5 separate regions of the Homo sapiens genome follow, and regions 1, 3, 4 and 5 are each linked to region 2. Evidence: read pairs that join two places in POLR2A ChIA-PET (ENCODE). Cell type or tissue: MCF 10A. All regions are shown on one strand. Region 1 overlaps LOC107984199 (a long non-coding RNA gene). Region 2 has its middle 11 kb from the start of CALML5. Region 3 has its middle 11 kb from the start of LASTR. Region 4 overlaps LOC107984199 (a long non-coding RNA gene). Region 5 has its middle 3.7 kb from the start of LINC02677.

Region 1 (4,000 bases), 140 kb before region 2:
CTATCTACCTATCCATCCATCAGTCATCTATCTATTCATTTATCTATCCATCCATTGATTATCTATTATCTATCATCTTTCAATTTTTTTTTAGAGACAGGGCCTCACTATCTTGCCCAGGCTGGAGTGCAGTGGCTATTCACGGGAGTGATCCCGCTACTGATCATTATGGGTGTTTAGACTTGCTCCATTTCCAATCTGGGCTGGTTCACCCCTCCCTAGGCAACCTGGCAGTCCCTTGATCCTGCGAGGTCACCATATGGATGCCAAACTTAGTGTGGACCCCTGATCTGTGTAGTGTACCACAGCTTGGAACTTCTGGACTCAAGCAATCCTCCTGCCTCAGCCTCCTGAGTAGCTGGTATTACAGGTGTCAGCCACTGGCTATCTATCTGTCCATCAATCATCTATTTATCTGTTTATTATCTATTGATCTATCATTGATCATCTGTTTATATATCTATCATCAATCAATCAATATATCTGTCTCTTGAGCTATCATCCATCTATTGATCTATCATTGATCTATTATTTAATGGGCACGTGTTGAATGTCTAATACATGGCTCTGAACTGAGTCTCGGGAAGGGAAATGCAAAGATCTTGGCTTCCCTTTAAGACCCTCCCATTTAGGAGAGGATAAAAGATGCATCAGCTTTATCAACATCGTCTCAACAGAAGCCAGAATGGAGTGAATGCCACACAAGAGGAAAACAGTGCTTGAGAATTCGTTGTTTTTAAAAAATGCATCATGGAGAAAGGGAATCTGAGCTCTGTATCTCCAGTCAAGGAATGATATGAACCGAAACACACATGTTCTGGAAAATTGATCAGATTGTGGCGTGTGGTGTAAACAGGCAGCTGGCAGAGCTGGAGGCCAGATATGGAGTTGGGAGAGGCGGTGAGAGAGGAATGTGAAAGCCAGGCCGTGCCTGCCAGTGCAGAGATGGACTGGACCGGACTGGGTGCCCAGGTGGATGAAGCCTGGGTGGGCGTTCAATAGCTGGGACACAATCTTTTCTCTTCAAATAGAACACCTATCAAGGGAGATCTCAGCATCAGGTGCCCCAGCCTGAGCAGTGCTTGCTGAAGGTGTGTGGAGCAGCAATGGTTGGTTGTCTCAGCGGACACAGGGGCTGTCATGTCTTTATCCTCCAGGCCTTGGAATGATGCTATTTGCTATGTGACATTTGAATCTCTGGAGCACTGACCTCGAGCCACCATGTGGTCTATTTAAATTGTGTGTTACTTGGCTATGGCTGCCATAACAAAAGACCACAGATTGGGGGCCTTAAACAATAGAAATACATTTTCCCCAAGTTCTAGAGGCTGGAAATCCAAGATCAAACTGTCAGCAGGTTTGGTTTCCCCTGAGGCCTCTCTCCTTGATGTACAAACCACCTTCTTTCTCATGGTGTCTTCACGCGGTCTCTCCTCCGCGTGTGCGCATCCTGGGTGTCTCTTCCTCTTCTTATAAGGAACCAGACCTATTTGGTTTAGGGCCTCAGTCTTATGACCTCATGTAACCTTAATTACACCCTCGAAGGCCCCAACTCCAAATACAGTCACATTGAGGGGTAGGGCGTCCACATATGAATTTGGGTGAGGGACACAAGTTAGTCCATACCATACGGCTACTTGGTATATTTCTTTTATCCTATAAGCTTCTAAAGACCAGGGGCCATGTTGTATTCACTTTCCACAGTGTCTGACACAGAGATAATCCCCATATACTGGTTGAATTAATTGGCTGCAGGATGAAGCCAGAGATACAGGGCTGCTGCCTCCAGCTGCCCAGGCTGTGCACTGCAGAGCTCCACCTAGAGGACGCCGTGAATATTGCTGCTTGGGGTTGTGTAGGGCTATGTTCTGCTGGTTGGCGATGATTTGGAATGTGTCTTTTTTCTTAATTTTCTAAACGTTGCCATGTTCTGCTTCCACAGCTGTGTAAACTCTGAGTGCCTCGAGTGTAAACAGTATTATATCTATTAGTCTGTGAGTAACAGAAACGTTATGTTAAACACAAGAAACCTCATGTCAAACACAAGAGGATTTTTTTTTTTTTTTTTTTTTTTTTTTTTTTTTACATAATAAGTCTGGAGATAGGCAGTTACTGCCTGTGGTTTAGAGCAGAGGTTTATAATTTTTTTTTTCTGATAGTCAATATTTTTAGCATTGTGGGCCAAGTGGTCTCGGTTACAACCACTCCCCTTTGTCATAGACAGGGCAAAATTAGCTCCAGACAAATAAATGAGCATGACTGTGTTCCAACAAAACTATTTACTAAAACAAGTAGTGGGCCAGATTTGACTCATGGGCTGTAGTTTGACAGCCCTCATGTATACCACAGCCAAAGCTTTTGCAGTTTTTTTGATCTTTTGACCATGGGACCCTCATGGTCCCAAGATGGCTGCTACAGCTCTGGTCATCATGTCTATCTTCCAGGCAGGAAGAAAATGGAAAGAGCTTGGCAAAAGGAGTGTCTGCCAGCCAAGCAAGCCTTGTGTATTTTTTTTTGATGTGTTTGTTTTACTTTGGGCACAGTGCCATCCCAAGCAATATAAGGTTTCTCTTACTGAGGAAGAACAGAAGAATAGACAGTAAGTAGCACCACTCAGCCCCTAGCACCACCACTTTAAAAAAAAATCCTCCAACTCCTAGAGTAGTACTGTGCTGAGCACACTGCAGGAAATCCATGAATAACGGCTTCTCGTTTCCTCTCATACTTGTTTCTGGTCACCTCTGGTCTCTTCACTTCATTATTAAATCCTTAGAGAGGACTACAACCTTCGCAGTCTAACTTTGTAAAAAGATGACTCAAATTTTCCGATTCTTGGTAAAAAAAAAACCACACACACCTCAACAGCTCCTTTCATGCTATATAGATTTCCAGGCAGGGAACAAAAGACAGAAAGAGACGGGAAGGCAGAAAGGAGACTATTATGCATTGCTGGCTCAGCAGTAATTGTTGGCAGCTTTCGGAGAGTCGGGAGGTGAGGGCTCAGGCGGCTTTGGGGCGTGATTGATGGGTTATGATGGGGACCAGGAGGCATCTGTCCTGTGTGTTTGAGGATTTGGGGAAGCAGATCCTGTGGTGCGTCTCAAGCATGCATTCTGATGCTGCCTCCTCCAGGAGTATTTTAGGAGAAGGCAGGGATTCTCCGCAAAACTCAGGCTCTGCTCTGTTTTCCATGAGTGTTTCCAAATCCCAGAGCTCAGACCCTGATGAAACTCTTTCAGTCTTGTGAGGCGTGGGGTGTGGCAGAAAGTCCCTAAGCTCCCAGACCCAGGGAGAGCAGTGTTCTCCGGGACCTACAGCGTAATAGTTTCTCTTTCTGCTCCCTCTCCTGCCATCCCTCCCCGCTTTCCAGAATGAGTCTATGGTGAGGACTGGATAGGACAGGAAGAAAGATGCCTGGAGTTAGTGTAGAATCAAGGAGATCTGACACAGAAAAGAAGGAGACGACCCTGGACCCGTCCAGCCTCTTCCCTTGATTTGGGAGTGGCCCGGAGGATGATCTGGGTCCCTGGTTTTCGAATCTCTTTGGCAGTTCTCTCTGACACCCGTCCTGGCCACAGCCCCTCCCTTTCCGACCCTTTCCTCACTGCATTCTCTTTCCAACCTTCCGTGTTTTTTTTTTGTTGTTTTTGTTTTTTGATGCATTGCTGGGAATGCCTGCTACAGACTTAATTAGGCCTCCTCCAAATTCATATTTTGAAGCCCTAACTTCCAATGTGATTATATTTGGAGGTAGGGCCTTTAAGGGGGTGAGTAAGGTTAAAGGAAATCATAAAGGTGGGACTGTTCTCTTCAAAAAAACTGGTGTTCTTATAACAAAAGGAAAAAGACACCAGAGATCTCTGTCTCAGACAGAAAAAGCTACGGGAGGACACAGTGAGAAAGTGGCTGTCTGCACGCCAGGACAACAGCCCTCACCAGAACCCAACCACACCAGCACTTTGACCTTGGACTTCCAGCTTCCAGGACCGTGAGAAAATAA
Region 2 (4,000 bases):
GTTTTGGAGAAAGAGAGCTTCTGGTTCATTTCAAGATTCAGCCATTGGACACGTCTTCAACGTCCAGGATTTTAGAGATTGGCAGCTTTCTTTCCCCTAATAGAATTTCAACTTAAATCTATTGCTTTAGTACTTCTTTCAATTCACTGATTTATTCACTGGCTCAATCAAATGGATATTTTGCAAGTGGTTTAAGTATTTGGTAAGTGCTTGGAGTCTGAAATATGAATCACACATGAAACTGACATTCAGCAGGGGAGAACTGCACTCATGAAGCTACTGGAGTTGACTTGGGTGGGACAGCATTGGGGAAACCAAAACTAATTTCAAGTAAAGCAAAACTTCCCCCAAATCTTCCAAGAGGTTCTTCAGTAGATTGATTTGTCGGTAGATTGAATTACTCTACTTCTGATCCAAATACATGTTTCAAATTTCATATACGAAATAATACATTTTCTTCATTGGATTGCCCCCTGGATCTTTTAAATCCTAGTTTATATCCATCCTGGTAGGCCTGGTGACCCAATCCTTCTGTTAAGTTCCACATCAAATGCCTCCTGCTTTTGGAAGCTTTCCACAGCCGGGCCTGGCGCAGAGGGGGTTCCTCTGCACCTCTTTTCCAAGCAAATGGCTGAAGGTGATCTCTCCCTATTTGTACAGTTCCTTCCAGAGTGCACCTCTTACGTCATTCCTAGTGGACAAGGCCTATTCTCCATCCTCAGAACCCTGAATAGTGAAATAAAGCCCATCAATGCTTAAACTAGATGACAGGCTCCTCAAGTGTGTTGGATTCTGCATGAAACCCTCCACATGCACTGTGATGGCACGACCTGGCAGGCTCCTTTGCCCGGGAGGCCTCATCTCCAGCATGGGGGAGATGGCTTCCGTAGTGCTGATGGGATTAAAGGAAATCTTCACAGAGTTGTACTCTGCAACAAGAGGAAGAGTCAGAAATGCAACTGCAGAGAGAGGACTCCTGTCTTGTTCTCTCTTTTTGTTGTCCAAGAACCATGAAAATAGTCCTCGTATGATCACAAAATCCCAACTCATCCCCTCTTGGTCCAAACATAGGGAGAATCAAAGGCATGTCACCCTGCCAGGTAGTCAAAGATGTGGACTCCAGACCTCTAAGACCAGCTTTTAAGAGTTCAAGCCATTGTTTCTCTCTCCACAGTGGGTCCCCCTTTTATAAAAACAACAACAACAAAACTCATCAAGAACAGATTCCCAACAGGTATGGTGATCATGTGTTCCAGAAACAATTTAGGTAGAGTATTCTATCTCAGTTTCTCTGGAAATGAGTCCAGCTTTTAGTTTTTGCATGTGAACCACGGCCGCAGTGCCTAGGCTGCGCAGGTCGCCCTCCGTTCCCGCTGGAGAAGCAGGTGAGGCCTTCCCAGCCTGGGCCCAGTGCAGTCAGGCCCTGCCCAGCCCACAGATGCCTGCACCTTGCTCCTCCCCTGGCTTCCCTCTCACGTGGCTGCAGCTGGGGCAAAGGCCCAACGACTCCTTCTGTAAGCTTCTTCTTGCTTTTGCACTGTTTACCATCTCCAGGTGTGAGCTCATCTCTTTCCCCACCACAGGTGGCCCCACCCGATCTCAGCTCTGCCTTTCCCGCCTCTCTGCTGGGTTGCATAAGCCAGCGATTCCCAACCCCGGCTGCACCTGGAAGCTACCCCAGGAGCTTCTGGAGAATGTGCCGTGTGAGCCATCCCCCTGCACTGAGCCCTGGTGGGTCAGCGGTGGGGGCGCCCAGGCGTGGGGGTCTATTTAAAGCTCCCAGGTGCTGTGCGGCCAAGATTAAGAGGCACTGCTCCAAACTGTCCTGGCAACTCTGACTGTACCCGGCACTCCCCACGCCCAACCTCCCTTCTGCCCCTGGGCAGGTTGGCATCCAGTGTCGGGGAGAACCCTGGAGGCGAACGCCAGCCTTATAGAGCCCCACTGTTGGGAGGCCTGCAGGTTGGACAAGGCGAGGTCTGAGTCACCTTGGTTGGGAGCAGATGCTGCCCTGTTGGTGGCCTGCCAGCCTCTGTCCCCACCCCACCACTCAGAGACATGGTGTGCCTGCACTTTCCTGATCCGGGAGCTCCTGCCTTGCTGCCCAGATGACCTTTGGCCTAGGAAGAAGTCAAATCTCAGTGTTTTGGACCGGGCACGGTGACTCACAACTGGAATCCCAGCACTTTGGAAACCCGAGGTAGGTGGATCACTTGAGGCCAGGAGTTCGAGACTAACCTGGCCAACATGGTGAAACCCCATCTTCACTAAAAATACAAAAATTAAGGCGTGGTGGCAGGCACCTATAATCCAAACGACTCAGGAGGCTGAGGCAGTTGAATTGCTTAAACCTGGGAGGCGGAGCTTGCAGTGAGCCGAGATCGCACCACTGTACTCCAGCCTGGGCGGCAGAGCAAGACTCCGTCTCAAACAAAAACAAAAACAAAACAAACAAAAACAAATCTCAGTGCTTTTGATGAACAGTATTTTCCTGCACCGGGAGCCTTGTGGTCGTGGCTTCATGGAGGAGGTGTTGGTGACTTTCATTCACTCACTCACTATTCTACAAGTGTTTCCTTGGGTGCTTCTCCTTACTGTGAGTCTGCAGGGACTTGGAGGGAGACGCTGCGCCGGCCTCTGGGCCCAGGAGATGTAACATAAATGGCCATGCAAAGACAGTGGGTCAGGTCCCTCGTCAGTGGATTCCCATTCGAGGAGGTGCTCAGAGAAGGGGACAGACTTCCAGGAAGTGGCACTGAGGCGGGGGCAGATTTCAACAGGGGTGGGGCGTTCTTGGTGAGGAAACTGCATGAGTGACGGTTTGGAAGTGGGAGCGTCAGTGTCTTTTGGGGAGCCCGCGCTGCCTGGGAGGTAAGGGAGAGGTCCGAATGCCGTCGCAGACAGCCTGATGGTTTGCTGAAGGAGTCTGGATCCTTTTCAAGTCCCAGTGAAGCCTGGTGATATGGCCTTGGGCAAGTCAGTGGCTCTCTCTGCCTCAGTCTCCTCAACTGTAGCTGGGGGTAACAGTGAGACCCGCCTCAACGTGGTTGTGAGGAGGGTGGGGGGTGGGGGATGTGGAGAAAGTGCTAAGAACAGCGTCTGTGGGGCCGCAGAAGTGTTTTGCATAATGTCACCAAGATTAGTGCTATTTCTTCCCCAGAAGATCAGATGGAGACTCACGGAAGGTTTTTAACCTGTGGGGACGTGCGGCCAAATTGTGCTTTAGGAAGCTTATGCTGGCAGTGATGTGTGGTATGAAGGAGGGCAAGGGAGATGGGCCCTGTAGGAGGCAGATTCGGCCACCTAAGCCTGAGCTGATTAGGACAGGAGGGAAGGTGGAGGCAGTCAGCAGAGAAAGGAAGGGACGTGGGGAGGGGAAGCAGAGAGGAAGGCGTTGGAGGGACAGGGCCTGACTTAGTAACCCCGGGGCCTTGAGCAGTTCTGGACGAGGTGGGAGGGGAGTGAGCAGGGGACGGGAGAGACTCCAGCCCCACCAGGCTGAGCCGTGTCCACACCCTGCCGGGTCAGAGTTACTGCTGGTACCATCGGGAGGGTGGGCCAACCAGGCCCATCTGGCCTCTTGCCTGTCAGATGGTGGAAGCATGTCAGAGTTCTCAGAATCCTGGAGCCACTGAGAGCCGGAGGAGCCCTTGTCCAAGACTCAGGCTGTGATCGGAACAGGGTAGAAGGTGCTGCTTCTAACCCTGGGGCCTGCCTGTCTCCAGAATTTGGAGAAAAGGAAAGTCCTGGACTCCTCTCAAGCCAGGAAGGTGCTGACCAGGAGGGGAGGGTCAGGGAGAGGGGAGTCAGCAGGGACAGCTGCCTCTCCTCCGCCTGCAGGCCCAGGCCCTTCCTAATCTCCAGCTCCACCAGCTTCAAGGCAGAATCTGAATCCACACAGAGTCTGAGGTATCTTGGAAACCCTCTCCTTCCCTCTTGGATGTGTGGACTGTCAGACATTGTGAAGAGGAGAAGAGGAAGAGGAAAGACGCTGCCCCCA
Region 3 (4,000 bases), 97 kb before region 2:
TTTGTCAGGGGCCTGCAGGACTCACTGTAAGATGTGTGAACCCAAAAGTATCTGAGACAGGTCTCAATCCATTTCGAAAGTTCATTTTGCCAAGGTTAAGGACATGCCCGTGACACAGCCTCAGGAGGTCCTGACAACAGGTGCCCAAGGTGTTTGGGACTCAGCTTGGTTTTATACATTTTAGGGAGACATGAGACATCAATCAATATGTGTGAGATGTACATTGGTTTGGTCCAGAAAGGTGGGGCAACTCAAAGTGGGGGCTCCCAGGTTATAGGTAGATAAGAGACAAACAGTTGCATTCTTTTGAGTTTCTGATTAACTCAAATTAGCCTTTCACTGAATACACAATTTACATGTGAGAGAGGGGTAGGGGAACAATCACTGATGCCTCAGTCTGGCTCAGTGAATCTGCGTTTTTACATAGACAATAGAGCAGAGGAAACCATCACATATACACTGGTCTCATATGAACAGAGGGATGACTTTGAGTTCCATCTGTTCTTTGTCCACGAGGAATTTCCTTGTGGGTAAATTGTGAGCAAGGTATGTAAATTTTTGTCTGTGTAGTGATCTTATTTACGAATAAAATAGGAGGCAGGTTTGCCTGATGCAGTTCCCAGCTTGACTTTTCCCTTTGGATTAGCGATTTTAGGGTCCCAAAATGTATTTTCCTTTCACAGATGTTTTATGAAGACACTATCTCTGCTTTCTAGAAGATTCTAGTCTACATGGAAAAGGCAAGCAAGCATGGCAGAGTGAAAGGCAGCACTGTGGGTTAAGACCATGGACTCTGGAGTTTGCTGCCTGGTCTAAATCCCTAGTTACTTATGGGTCATGTACCATGCCTCAGTTTACCCCTCCAAAAATGAGGATGAAGATAACAACAGTGTCTCCTTTATGGAGTTGTTATAAGGATGAAATGAGTCACTGTTTGCAAAGCTCTTAGAACAGCATCTGGCGTCACACACCTGCAGTGTTTGCAAAATAAATAATACAAGAGTAAAATACAAAATTGGGCCTTGACAACTGGGATGAGACCACATTTAGTTTTGAAGATGAGGTTTGGCAGTTTTCCATCATGAGGGTTTTTTTTTCTAAGCATGGTTTCCATTGCTCCAAATCTGTTTTGGGTTTGTGGGAAAGGCAAATGGGAAAGAATGTGATTCTGAAATGCAGGGAACTTTACAAAGCTTTCAAAGATCACAGCTTCACCTTCCCGAGAGCAACTCCTGAAAACAGAGACCTGTGTTTCTGCAAAGCACTGTGCAAGTCGCCTCTCCAACAAGTCTGGGTGGATGGAGAAGTTTCCAGGCTCCCCTGAAATCAACACTCTCGTGTTGATGGGGAGAAATTAAGAACAAGAGGATTTGGCTAAGGTCCCAGCGTGCGATGGCGTCTGAGCTGAAGTGCTGGGCTGCCTACAGAAATCTCTTCTAGAGATTGAGCTGGAGTAGGATTTCTCTCCTCTGAACAAGTAGATGATTATACAATGTTCCATTCTCAGGGGGTAAAGCCCTCTCCAGTCTTCCCAAGACCCAGTGAAGAAGAAGAGAGGGTTCCTAGCTAAGGAAGGGAGACAAGGGTGGTGGCTTTCCACGGCTCCCGCACGTGCTGGGTGTGAAGCTGGTAGTGGAAGTGTGTTTCCTCAGCAGCTGTGAGTCCTCAGAATACTGGGTCCCCACGGACCAGCCAGCAGAGGGACAGCCCTTCCTTAGTGGGGCTCTCCAAGGGCCATAGGAGCACCATGGGCTGGTGCATGTGGCCTCGGGCTGCTCTGGGGAGAGGGTCATTGGTCCCTCTTACTCACCTCCTGTCGGGAGTGGCCAGACACAGCCTGACCATACAAGGGTGACTAGGAGTTTAGGTTCGAGAGTATTGAGGGTGGCCAGGCATTCCGAGTCCAGGGCCCTCCAGGCAAAAACAACTCATCAACCTTTTGAAAGCAACAGCTGAGTCACTAATACCATTAGCAACCAGAATTTGCACTTTCGGTGTGCCGGCATTCTTCTGAGTGTTTTACCTAGAGTCACTGACTCAATTCTCACTGAAACCCTAGGAGGGAGGCAGTGCTATTGCCTCCATTGTATAGATGAGGCAACTGACACTCAGAGAGGTGAAGTAACTTCCTCAAGGATACACAGCTTATAAACACTGGGATTCACACCCAGTTAGTTTGGCTCCAGCATTCCTGCTTTTGACCCCAACATTACACAGCCTCTGATTTATACAATTACAAACATTTTAAATACTGGAAGCTGAATTCAAACTGCATCCACCAACTTGACTTCTAAGACCCCATACACTTTACCTGAGGGGTGCTCAGCCACCAGGCAAAGAATGGGCTGCAGTGACACACTGGCACACGTGCCTCCCGCTTGCGTCTGTGTTCTAAGCTGCTGCGTCCCTGTTGATGTGCACTGAGCTTGCGAGTGATTTGGACTCTCGAGACAATTTCTTTTTTCTTTTCTTTTTTTTTTTTTGAGACGGAGTCTCGCTCTGGCTGGAGTGAAGTGGCGTGATCTTGGCTCACTGCAACCTCCACCTCCTGGGTTCAAACAATTCTCCTGCCTCAGCCTCCCAAGTAGCTGGGATTACAGGTGCCCGCCACCATGCCTGGCCATTTGTTTTTGTATTTTTAGTACAGACGGGGTTCTACCATGTCGGTCAGGCTGGTTTCAAACTCCTAACCTCAAGTGATCCACCTGCCTCAGCCTTCCAAAGTGCTAGGATTACAGGCCTGAGCTACCGCGCCCGGCCTCTCGAGACAATTTCTGTTCAGCCAACTTTTCCTATATCTTTCTCAAAATTATTAGTTTCCGCCCACTGTTCCAATCGAATATGGTCTCTTTTATGAATACCAGCTCTGTCGCCTGCAGCACATTTGCTCTCCCTGGAAGCTTTGGGTCATTTGTGGATCTGGACAGCGTGTTTTCACTGAAGCCGCTGGGTGAGAACAGTGGAGGCGCAGGCGCAGGCTGGGGGCTGGGCAGACACTTCCTTTAGGTGCTGCTGTGTATTCAGCTATGGATCCATCCACTGTGCACTCCCATCCAGCCGGTTTGTCCCAGAGGTGGTGGTAGGGAAGTTCCAGGACATTCCTGTTTCCTCCGCTGCCTTCTCTCTTAGCTGAGCCCTTTCTCACCTTTCCTCCCAGACCCTGTTCCCTCCCCTTACTTGCGGGGCATCCTCGGGGACAGGTTCTGAAACCACAGCTGTGGGCCAGCGTTCCACCTATTGTCTGCGAGCCAGCAGAGCAGAACAAACCTGCCTGAGATTCTCATTACAGCTTGTGATTTGGGAGACGGGCCAGCTGCGGCTGTTGCCAGGGCAACCAGTGGTGCGGAAAAAGGTAACAAAAAAGAGCCTGGAGCCTCTTGACCGGACTTCAGGAGTGAAGGAGTGGAGGGGAGGGCTCGGGCTTGCCATTCAGGAGCGATTGTTGACATGTCAACTGCAATCCCTCTGCCCCTCTCCAGGCCGGGACAGCCCCCAGCACAGCGCCCTGCCATGCACCACCAGCATGTGCCTGCTCTGTGTCTGTGTTTTCAGGGGTCCACTTGGCCCTGCGTAGCCTTTTCTCTTTTATGCATTTCCCCACTCACACTTGAATGTCTTCAATTCCTTCCTCCCTTTCTCTCATTCTCTTCTGCAGCCCCTTTCCCTCTCCTTTCCCACGTACCAGAACATCAGCCTCAAAAGATTAAAAGAAAATTAGCCAGGGGTGGTGACACGTGCCTGTAATCTAGCTACTCAGGAGGCTGAGGTGGGAGGCTCTCTTGAGCTCAGGAGGTGGAGGCTGCAGTGAGCTGTGATTGTGCCACCGCACTCCAGCCTGCGCGACACAAGTCCCCATGTCTCTAAAATAAAATTTAAAAAAATAATAAAATGAAATGTAAATAAGGCACGGGAGGGAACTGATGGTCCTGTGCTGGCAGATCCTGCGGCCTCAGCACCTAAGCGGCCAATGGGCAAAGGTGGTGAATTCAGCCTGTCTAGA
Region 4 (4,000 bases), 130 kb before region 2:
ACCTTGGGCGCCATCTTGAGAAAAGGGTCCTGGCAGTTCCGTTTCCGGTGCCTCCCGCGGGTGGCGAGCCTTCGAGATGGCCGCATCGGGCAAGTGCTGCTGTCTTCTCTGCTTTACAGATGTGGGGAGGTCTGGGAGGTTAAACCGTTTCCTCCAGATCACATTCCCGGGAAGACGAACCCAGCTGTGCCTGACTGCTCCTTTCTTCTCACTGCTTCTGCGGAGGTGGAGACGCCCGCGTAGCCCGTGTTGTCTTCCTCTGCCCACTCCAGGCCAAGCATCCCCCTTCCTGTCACGCGCTCTTTGATGGCTTCACTGTCCTGGACACCCCCTCAGATCTGTGCTGTCTCAGAGAAAGCAAGCGAGAATGGGCCCACGGTGCTCCTCGTCTTTGGAAATGGATTTTACCTTTATAAGTGAGAGCTTTCAGAGGCACAGAGTCCTGGGGCTGCATAGGAACAGGGGGCCTGGTCGGGGCTCTTTTCCTTTCCGGGACCTCTTTCTCTATAAAGAAAATAAAAATGCGATTTGAGGACTGTTGGTACAAATATGAATGTAATCTAGGCTGGATTCATAACTGTATATTATTATTATATTAAAATTTGACTTGAAAAGAAGTGGGGGCTGGGCGTGGTGGCTCACGCCTGTAATCCCAACACTTTGGGAGGCTGAGGTGGGTGGATCACGAGGTCAAGAGATCGAGACCATCCCGGCTAACATGGTGAAACCTCGTCTCTACTAAAAAATACAAAAAAATTAGCTGGGCGTGGTGGCGGGCGCCTGTGGTCCCAGCTACTCGGGAGGCTGAGGCAGGAGAATCGCTTGAACCCAGGAGGCAGAGGTTGCAGTGAGCTGAGATCAAGCCAGTGCACTCCAGCCTGGGCGATAGAGCGAGACTCTGTCTCAGAATAAATAAATACATTAATTAATTAATAAGAGTGGAAGTAAGAACGTTTTCTTGGGTCCCTAAAATATTGTGGGCTCCAGACACTGGAGGATAAGTCACCCCGAGTGTCCTACCCTTTATAATGAGTGGGAATTTAGCCATGGGGCTGGGCCGAAAGGGGCTGCTTTGGGGAAGTGATCCTTCTGGGATCCTGTAACTGCTGAAGATCAGAACAAAAGGGGAGATTGTTGAGGTTAGCTTTTTAACTTTTTTGAGACAGGGTCTCACTCTGTCACCCAGGCTGGAGTGCAGTGGCGTGATCTTGGCTCACTGCAGCCTTGATTTCTCATGCTTAAGCAATTTTCATGCCTCAGCCTCCAGAGGAGCTGGGCTGGGACTACAGGTACACACCACCATGCACGGCTGATTTTTTAATTTTTTGCAGAGACAGGGTCTCCCTATGTTGCCCAGGCTGAGGTGAGCTTTTTAGTGTCACCATTAAGCTGCTTGAAGCTCGGGGTCCTCTGCATGTTCTTAGTTTTCATGAATGAGCTGCAGGTTCACCCCTAAATATTTGCCAGCCACTGCTCAGGCACAGGTTTGTGGTCTGAGTCGTTGGTGCGCAGACGTCCTGAACTCCATTGGCCCTGACCTGCGGGTGACAGGTGCAGCAGGCTCAAAAGCTGCCCAGGTCCATTTGCACCCTCCTGGTGTTTAGCGTTTGGCCACACGGGGGCACGAGCGGGACAGCCTAGATCGGCCTGCGTCCCATCTGGGCCGTGGGAGGAGCCGCGGGAGAAGCCTTGGGCCTCGCCAAGCTGACTGTGGCCTGGGCCCAGGAGGGTGTCATCTAGAAGGCCCCTGCTCCCTGCCACCATCAGTAATCCCCAGCCCTGGAGGCATTGAAGGCAACTCAGTCCCAGGGAGCCACGGGCTGGGTGGAGCTGGGCCACCCTGATTACAGGTCGTTCAGAGCTGGTGGCCTGGGGGTGTCACACCCCGGGCCTCGGACTTCTTACCTGAAACACGCAGGGTGCCTGCGAAAGGTCTCAAAGGTCACTTTATGCTCTCAATTCTTCTAAAATTAAAATTAATTTAAAAAGACTTTTTCAGCTTTATTGAGGTATAATTAACAAATAAAAATTGTATATATTTAAGGTGTACATGATGCTTTGATATATGTATAGACCGAAATGATTATCAGTCAAACTAATGAACAAACCCATCAGCTCACGTAGCGACAGTATTTCTGTGTGTGTGGTGAGAACACTTAAGATAAAATCTTTTAGCAAATTCCCAGGATACAGTATTATTAACTGTACTCATGATGCCATACATTAGATCTCAAATAACTTACTCATCCTGCATAGCTAAAATGTTATACCCTTTGACTGACTCAGATCTTAATTCTGCAGAAAATGCACCAGGGCTGAAGTGTAAGGAGACAAGGAGGGTCTCCAGGGACCACCATAGGATTTTTTTTTTTTTTTTTGAGACAGGGTCTAGCTCTGTTGCCCAGGCTGGAGTGCAGTAGTGTGATCACAGCTCACTGCAGCCTTGACCTCCTGGGTTCAAGTGATCCTCCCATCTCAGCCTCCTGAGTACAGCTGGGACCACAGGTGTGCGCCACCACATCCAGGGACCGGAGGAATTTAATCCAGTTGAGCCATCAGCCTGGGTTACAGCCTCCTGCCCTGCAGCCTACTCTTCCCAACCCTGGGTGGAATGAGGCCACCCTGTTGGTCAGAACCAGCTCCTGAAAGACCCTGGCAACTTAGACGTGAATCCCAGTGAACTTTCCTCATGACAATGCTAAGTCTCTACCCTGGAAAAGCTGCAGCTTCAGGACCATAACATGCAACCCATGTGCTGGCATGATGACAGGGTCCTGTGCCACAGAGACCCCTGCTCTACATGCGACGATGCACCCTCTGCCCTCTCCATTGCCCCATAATACCCTCCTGTCACTTTCCCTTGGAGAGACACTGCTTTGAGAATATGCCCAGTGCCCTCCTTATTGGAGCCAAGTAATAAACTCATGGATCAAAACTTGCATTCTCACAGAGAGTCATTGTTGCTTGACAGGGGAATGAACCCTGCTATTTTTCGGGTAGCAGAAGCTCATGTTTCATGGCACGGCCAGTTTCTGATACCTGCTTGGCCATTACCTTGGCTGGGTGACGTGAGGCAAGTCACCTTTCCTCTCAGATTCTCTCTTTGTGTGTTGTTGGCCCTGTCATTTCATTTTTTATTTTTGTTTTTGAGACAGTCTCATTTTGTCACCTAGGCTGGAATGCAGTGGCATGATCTCAGCTCACTGCAACCTTCGCCTCTTGGGTTCAAGCACTTCTCGTGCCTCAGCCTCCCAAGTAGCTGGCACTACAGGTACACACCACCATGCCTGGCTAATTTTTGTATACTTTGGAGAGACGGGGTTTCGCCATGTTGTCCAGGCTGGTCTTGAACTCCTGAGATCAAGTAATCCTCCTGCCTCAGCCTCCCAGAGTGCTGGGGTTACAGGCGTGAGCCACCGCACCCAGCCAGCCCTGTCCTTTCAATGGACCCTAGCTTGTCTGGGAGCATTCTTTGTGGGGTGAGAGGGGAGTCCATGTAAACTTTGTTTTCTACCTCCATCCCCCACACTGGCTGAGGAAGTTCTGGCTGGGGGCTGTCTCAGAGGAAGGGGGCTGCCTACAGGGGGCCAGGTGATTCCATCACCCGGAACCTCGAACCTTCCACTGTCCTGCTGCTGAGGCCTGGAGGGACAGTTGAGTCTGGGGAGAAAAAAAGCCAGGAGAACTGTGCCTGAAGTAGAAAGTCCACTAATTTGTCCCACAACCATAACCCTGCACCCCCGGCTCCCACGCGGCTTCGTCCGGACCCGGCAATGAACCGCTTCCCCAGGTGCTTGTTATTTAAACTGTCTCCACCATCCTGTGACTTCTCTTAAATTTAACCATCTTGGTGTCTTGCCATCCGGCCCCGAACAGGGGTGTGGAGGAGTTAGCTGGGTGCTGACGGATGAACGCAGAGTTCTGGGTCCTGCTCCGGGTTCGTTTTGTAGAAATGTATCGAGGGAATGAATCATTTTCATCAATGGGTGTTTTCCCTCCT
Region 5 (4,000 bases), 130 kb before region 2:
GGGGTGGGCGGCACTCGGGGGGTGGGCGGCACTCGGGGGGTGGGCGGCACTCGGGGGGGTGGACGGCACTCGGCTGGGTGGGCGGCACTCGGGGGGTGGGCGGCACTCGGGGGGGTGGACGGCACTCGGCTGGGTGGGCGGCACTCGGCGGGGTGGGTGGCACTCAGGGGGATGGGCGGCACTCAGCGAGGCGGGCGGCACTCCGGGGGGTGGACGGCACTCAGGGCATCGGCGGCACTCGGGGAGCCGACCACCCACATGTTGGAGCCTCTTCTCTGCCACAAGCCCTTTGCCAGACACTGACCATTGACACAAGGTGCGTCAGAGCTGGGCCTTAGCAAGCAGGGGCAGAGTTGTGCTTATGATAGGGGCTAAATGAAGTCCTGGAGTTGGTGCAGAAGAAGAGAGTCTAGGGGTCCCGGAAGGCTTTGTGGAGCTGCCGTGCTAGCTGCCATCCAGGGTGCCAGCTATGGGCAGGCACTGTGCTGAGTGACCCCTGGACATCAGCTCACTTAATCTCTGTAACAACCCGGAGTCTGCTCAGAGCATGGCCCATTGGCTACCTAAGTGCGGTGCCAGGCACGGGCCATGGACGTTCCCTGGGTGAATGGCTGACCATGATACCCACTGCAAAACAAGGAGGCTGAAACCCTGGAAGAAAAGAAGCTCATCAGCAGTCCCTGAGTCCGGGAGTCAGATGACAAACCCAGGACCCCAGGGGTTAAGAGTCCAAGCCTGGACACCAGAGAGGCCAGGCTGGATGGGGCTGGGCCTGTGAATGCATGGGTTTGGATATGGAGATAAAAATATTTCAGAGGCTGTTGGGAGAATGAAATAAAATATAAACTTGCTCAGCACAGGCCTGGCCTGCAGTCACCGTGGAATAAATTACCATTCACAGAGCTGCGCTCTGATGCTGGGTCTGTGGGTGCCTGCTGCGGTCATGGTGTGCTTTCCCTGGGCGCTTTCCAGCATCCTCCCTGAGAGCTGCTTCTTCCTAAAGCTTTGGGCTAGGTTTACACATCCTCCTGTGTCAATACAACGTGACGTGTACAGGAACCTAACTACGGCTTTTCAGTGAAGATGTTCATGTTTCTGAGAAAAACAGGCCTATTGAAGTAGCCTCTGTGTTTAAGTTAGAGCCTGGCTTTAACCTGCTGACTGTGGTCATTGAATGACAAACAGAAAAAGTGACCAAATGGTTTAGTAACTTACTCTATCTGAATACTTTGGGAAACAAAATGGACATTTGGGCTAACAATGAAAGGAAGGAAAGAAGGAAGGAAAGAAGGAAGGAAGGAAGGGCCAGGCACGGTGGCTCATGCCTGTAATCCCAGCACTTTGGGAGGCCGAGGCAGACGGATTGCCTGAGGTCAGGAGTTCGAGACCCGCCTGACCAACATGGTGAAACCCTGTCTCTACTAAAAATACAAAAATTAGCAGGGCGTGGTGGCGTGTGCCAGTATTCCCAGCTACCCAGGAGGCTGAGGCAGGAGAATTGCTTGAAGCGGGAGGCAGAGGTTGCAGTGAGCCGAGATTGCATCACTGCACTCCAGCCTGGGCGACAGAGCAAGACTCCATCACAAAAAAAAAAAAAAGAAAAAAAGAGAAAAAAAAGAAAAGAAGAAATGGCTAAAACACCACAACCAAGAAGAATGACAATGAATTGCTAATTAGGGTCCCTTCCAAATATTGGTAAGGATGGGATGTATCTGTTAACTTGGTTAAGATTCTATAGCTTGAGTTTGGTTACTTCAGGAAAGCATGGAATGAATCCCAGCTTTGGTTATGAAATCTGAGATCTGTGAAATTCCAGCACTTTATCCAGCATAGTGAAAGCAACATTCTTCCCCAAGGAAACCAAAGCCCATCCTTGATCCCCACAGGCTCAACCATGCCCTAATTAGAGTGTCTGTTAATCATTTTCCCTTGTTTCCCAGGCTGGTGGGCGGAGAGACCCACATTTGGGATGGTGGGGGAAAGACACCAGTTTCTCCATGTGTCTGTTCATTATGGCGCTCTGTGGTTTGAGATAGATGAAACACATTGGCATGTCCCAGGCTGACAATCTAAGGAAACTGGAGGAATCTTAGCAGCCAGGAGCTGGAGCTGGCCCTTAGCTCAGCTGGCGTGAGCAGCTAAAATGCAGGTGGTGGCTCTGTGGAGAAAAAGAGGCAGTGGCCGCTCCCTTGGAAAAGTCCTCCTCTGTTCCAATTCCCAGTGTTTATTTTGGCCCCAGGCAGAGGGCCCTAGTGGAACAGGGGCAGGGAGGAGGCATTTGGAAACCACAGGGTTACTGATGAGATGGTGCAAAACACACCTAACCAAAATACTGGCCCTAGGGTGGATCAGGGTGGTGCATTTCTGGACTGTTCCATGACCGTCAAGGCCAGTGTGCACAGCTAAACGCAACCAGGTTCCTGGTTCCTGGCAGACCTTGATTTCCTGAAAAACCTTCCACAGAGTGGTCCCAAGCTTTAGCTAGAAGGCCATATAAATCTCCTCCCTGCCCCCACTATGGCCTGCAGCTTCAGGGTGGGTGAATTTGCCTGTGATAAGCAAGGCTTCTGGAAGAAAGACCTGCTTAGGGGAGCAAATGCTTCCTGCCTAGGGGAAGGAGTGCCTTGTGCCCTGGCACAGATGGGAGCTGGGACCTGCGTCCCCCTCTGGCCCCTAGTCCCCCATCCAGGCGCTTAGGCTGGGGAGCAGGGGGTAGCACTTCTCTCACCCCAGCCTTTGATGTCACACAGAGCCCGGGGTTCACTGGAGTAGGGCTGCGGAGGAGGAAACCGTGTGGTCGGGGAGGGGACTGGAGACCTCTGCCCGCCCTTGGAAACGTGCATCTTTCCTTCTGTTTGCTTGCAGGGAGGAGAAGGTGAGTATAGCAGAGAACTGGAGGGGACTTCGGAGTCCGTCTCCCATGGGGCCTAGTGCTGAAGAACTTTTCCCGGTGGAGGGTGGGGTAGGCCCAGGTCATGAAACAGAGCCATTTTTTTTTTTTTTTTTTTTTTTTTGGAGACAGAGTCTTGCTCTGTCCAGGCTGGAGTGCAGTGGCACAATCTCGGCTCACTGAAACCTCTGCCTCCCGGGTTCAGGCAATTCTCCTGCCTCAGCCTCCCAAGTAGCTGGGACTACAGGCACACACCACCATGCTGGGCTAATTTTTGTATTTTTAGTAGAGACGGCGTTTTACCATGTTGTCCAGGCGGGTCTCAAACTTCTGACCTCAGGTGATCTGCCCACGTCGGCCTCCCAAAGTGCTGGGATTACAGGTGTGAGCCACCATGCCTGGCCCACAGACATACTTTTAAGATAGCAGAACCAGGACTGCTGCAGCCTCATACCCAGCTAAGCCTTCGGGTTTCCAAGTAAGACCCAAAGCAGTAAAGATTTCCCTCAATCGGCCAAGTCTTCAGACTGCTCACAGGCAAAAGAAGTGGACAGGGACTCAGCTTCTACACAGCTTCCCTGAACCCTCCCCTGCAGCTTTCTTTTCTTTCTTTCTTTTTTTTTTTTTTGAGATAGGGTCTCACTCTGTAGCCTAGGCTGGAGTGCAGTGGTGTGATCTCGGCTCACTGCAGCCTTGATCTCCTGGGCTCAGGTGATCCTCCCACCTGAGCCTCCCAAGTAGCTGAGACTACAGGCGTGTGCCACCGTGCCTGGCTTTATTTTTTTGGTTTGTTTTTGTTTTGTATTTTTTTCTAAAGACAAGGTTTTGCCATGTTGTCCAGGCTGCTCCTGAATTCTTGGGCTCAACTGATCCTCCCGCCTTGCCTCCCAAGGTGCTGGGATTTACAGGCATGAACCGCCATGCCTGGCCACCCCTGCAACTTTTGATGTCACTTGAAGGCAGGTTCTTTTCTCCCAGCTGAGCTCCAGCTTTCACCTTGAGGGCAGGGGCAATGCCTGACTCTCCTTTTGAATCCTCAGTGCCTTGAAATCTAGCCAAGATGGGTGCTCAGAATGTCCAGTGAATGATGAATAAGGGGCAGGAAAACAT

Evidence for each region. Peaks named below come from ENCODE experiments on the same cell type or tissue, not always from the same donor. Only the 100,000 strongest peaks of a DNase experiment are listed, where the experiment ranks them.
Region 1: POLR2A ChIA-PET joins it to region 2 with 10 read pairs; 3 of 35 experiments call an interaction of 5 or more read pairs at or near these places.
Region 3: POLR2A ChIA-PET joins it to region 2 with 31 read pairs; 2 of 35 experiments call an interaction of 5 or more read pairs at or near these places.
Region 4: POLR2A ChIA-PET joins it to region 2 with 19 read pairs; 3 of 35 experiments call an interaction of 5 or more read pairs at or near these places.
Region 5: POLR2A ChIA-PET joins it to region 2 with 20 read pairs; 4 of 35 experiments call an interaction of 5 or more read pairs at or near these places.

Annotation. Positions count from the first base shown.
Region 1 is chr10:5,627,848-5,631,847 of GRCh38, reverse strand. The region is part of intron 1 of LOC107984199 (a long non-coding RNA gene); the gene reads left to right. It also overlaps the pseudogene RN7SL445P. Among named protein-coding and RNA genes, the nearest start is that of LINC02677, 12 kb to the right of the region's middle. In MCF 10A, a CTCF peak has its summit at 1,827 (motif pointing left); a DNase peak (open chromatin) is centred at 1,817.
Region 2 is chr10:5,486,475-5,490,474 of GRCh38, reverse strand. No RefSeq gene overlaps it. Among named protein-coding and RNA genes, the nearest start is that of CALML5, 11 kb to the left of the region's middle. In MCF 10A, no CTCF peak of the experiment used is centred here; DNase peaks (open chromatin) are centred at 1,544 and 2,044.
Region 3 is chr10:5,583,063-5,587,062 of GRCh38, reverse strand. No RefSeq gene overlaps it. Among named protein-coding and RNA genes, the nearest start is that of LASTR, 11 kb to the left of the region's middle. RefSeq lists enhancers at 1,325-2,524, 3,131-3,659. In MCF 10A, no CTCF peak of the experiment used is centred here; DNase peaks (open chromatin) are centred at 1,962 and 3,282.
Region 4 is chr10:5,620,945-5,624,944 of GRCh38, reverse strand. LOC107984199 (a long non-coding RNA gene) reads left to right here. Exons shown (of 2, transcript XR_001747344.2): 2 at 120-548. Among named protein-coding and RNA genes, the nearest start is that of LINC02677, 4.7 kb to the right of the region's middle. In MCF 10A, a CTCF peak has its summit at 1,610 (motif pointing right); a DNase peak (open chromatin) is centred at 1,644.
Region 5 is chr10:5,612,464-5,616,463 of GRCh38, reverse strand. No RefSeq gene overlaps it. Among named protein-coding and RNA genes, the nearest start is that of LINC02677, 3.7 kb to the left of the region's middle. In MCF 10A, no CTCF peak of the experiment used is centred here; a DNase peak (open chromatin) is centred at 2,243.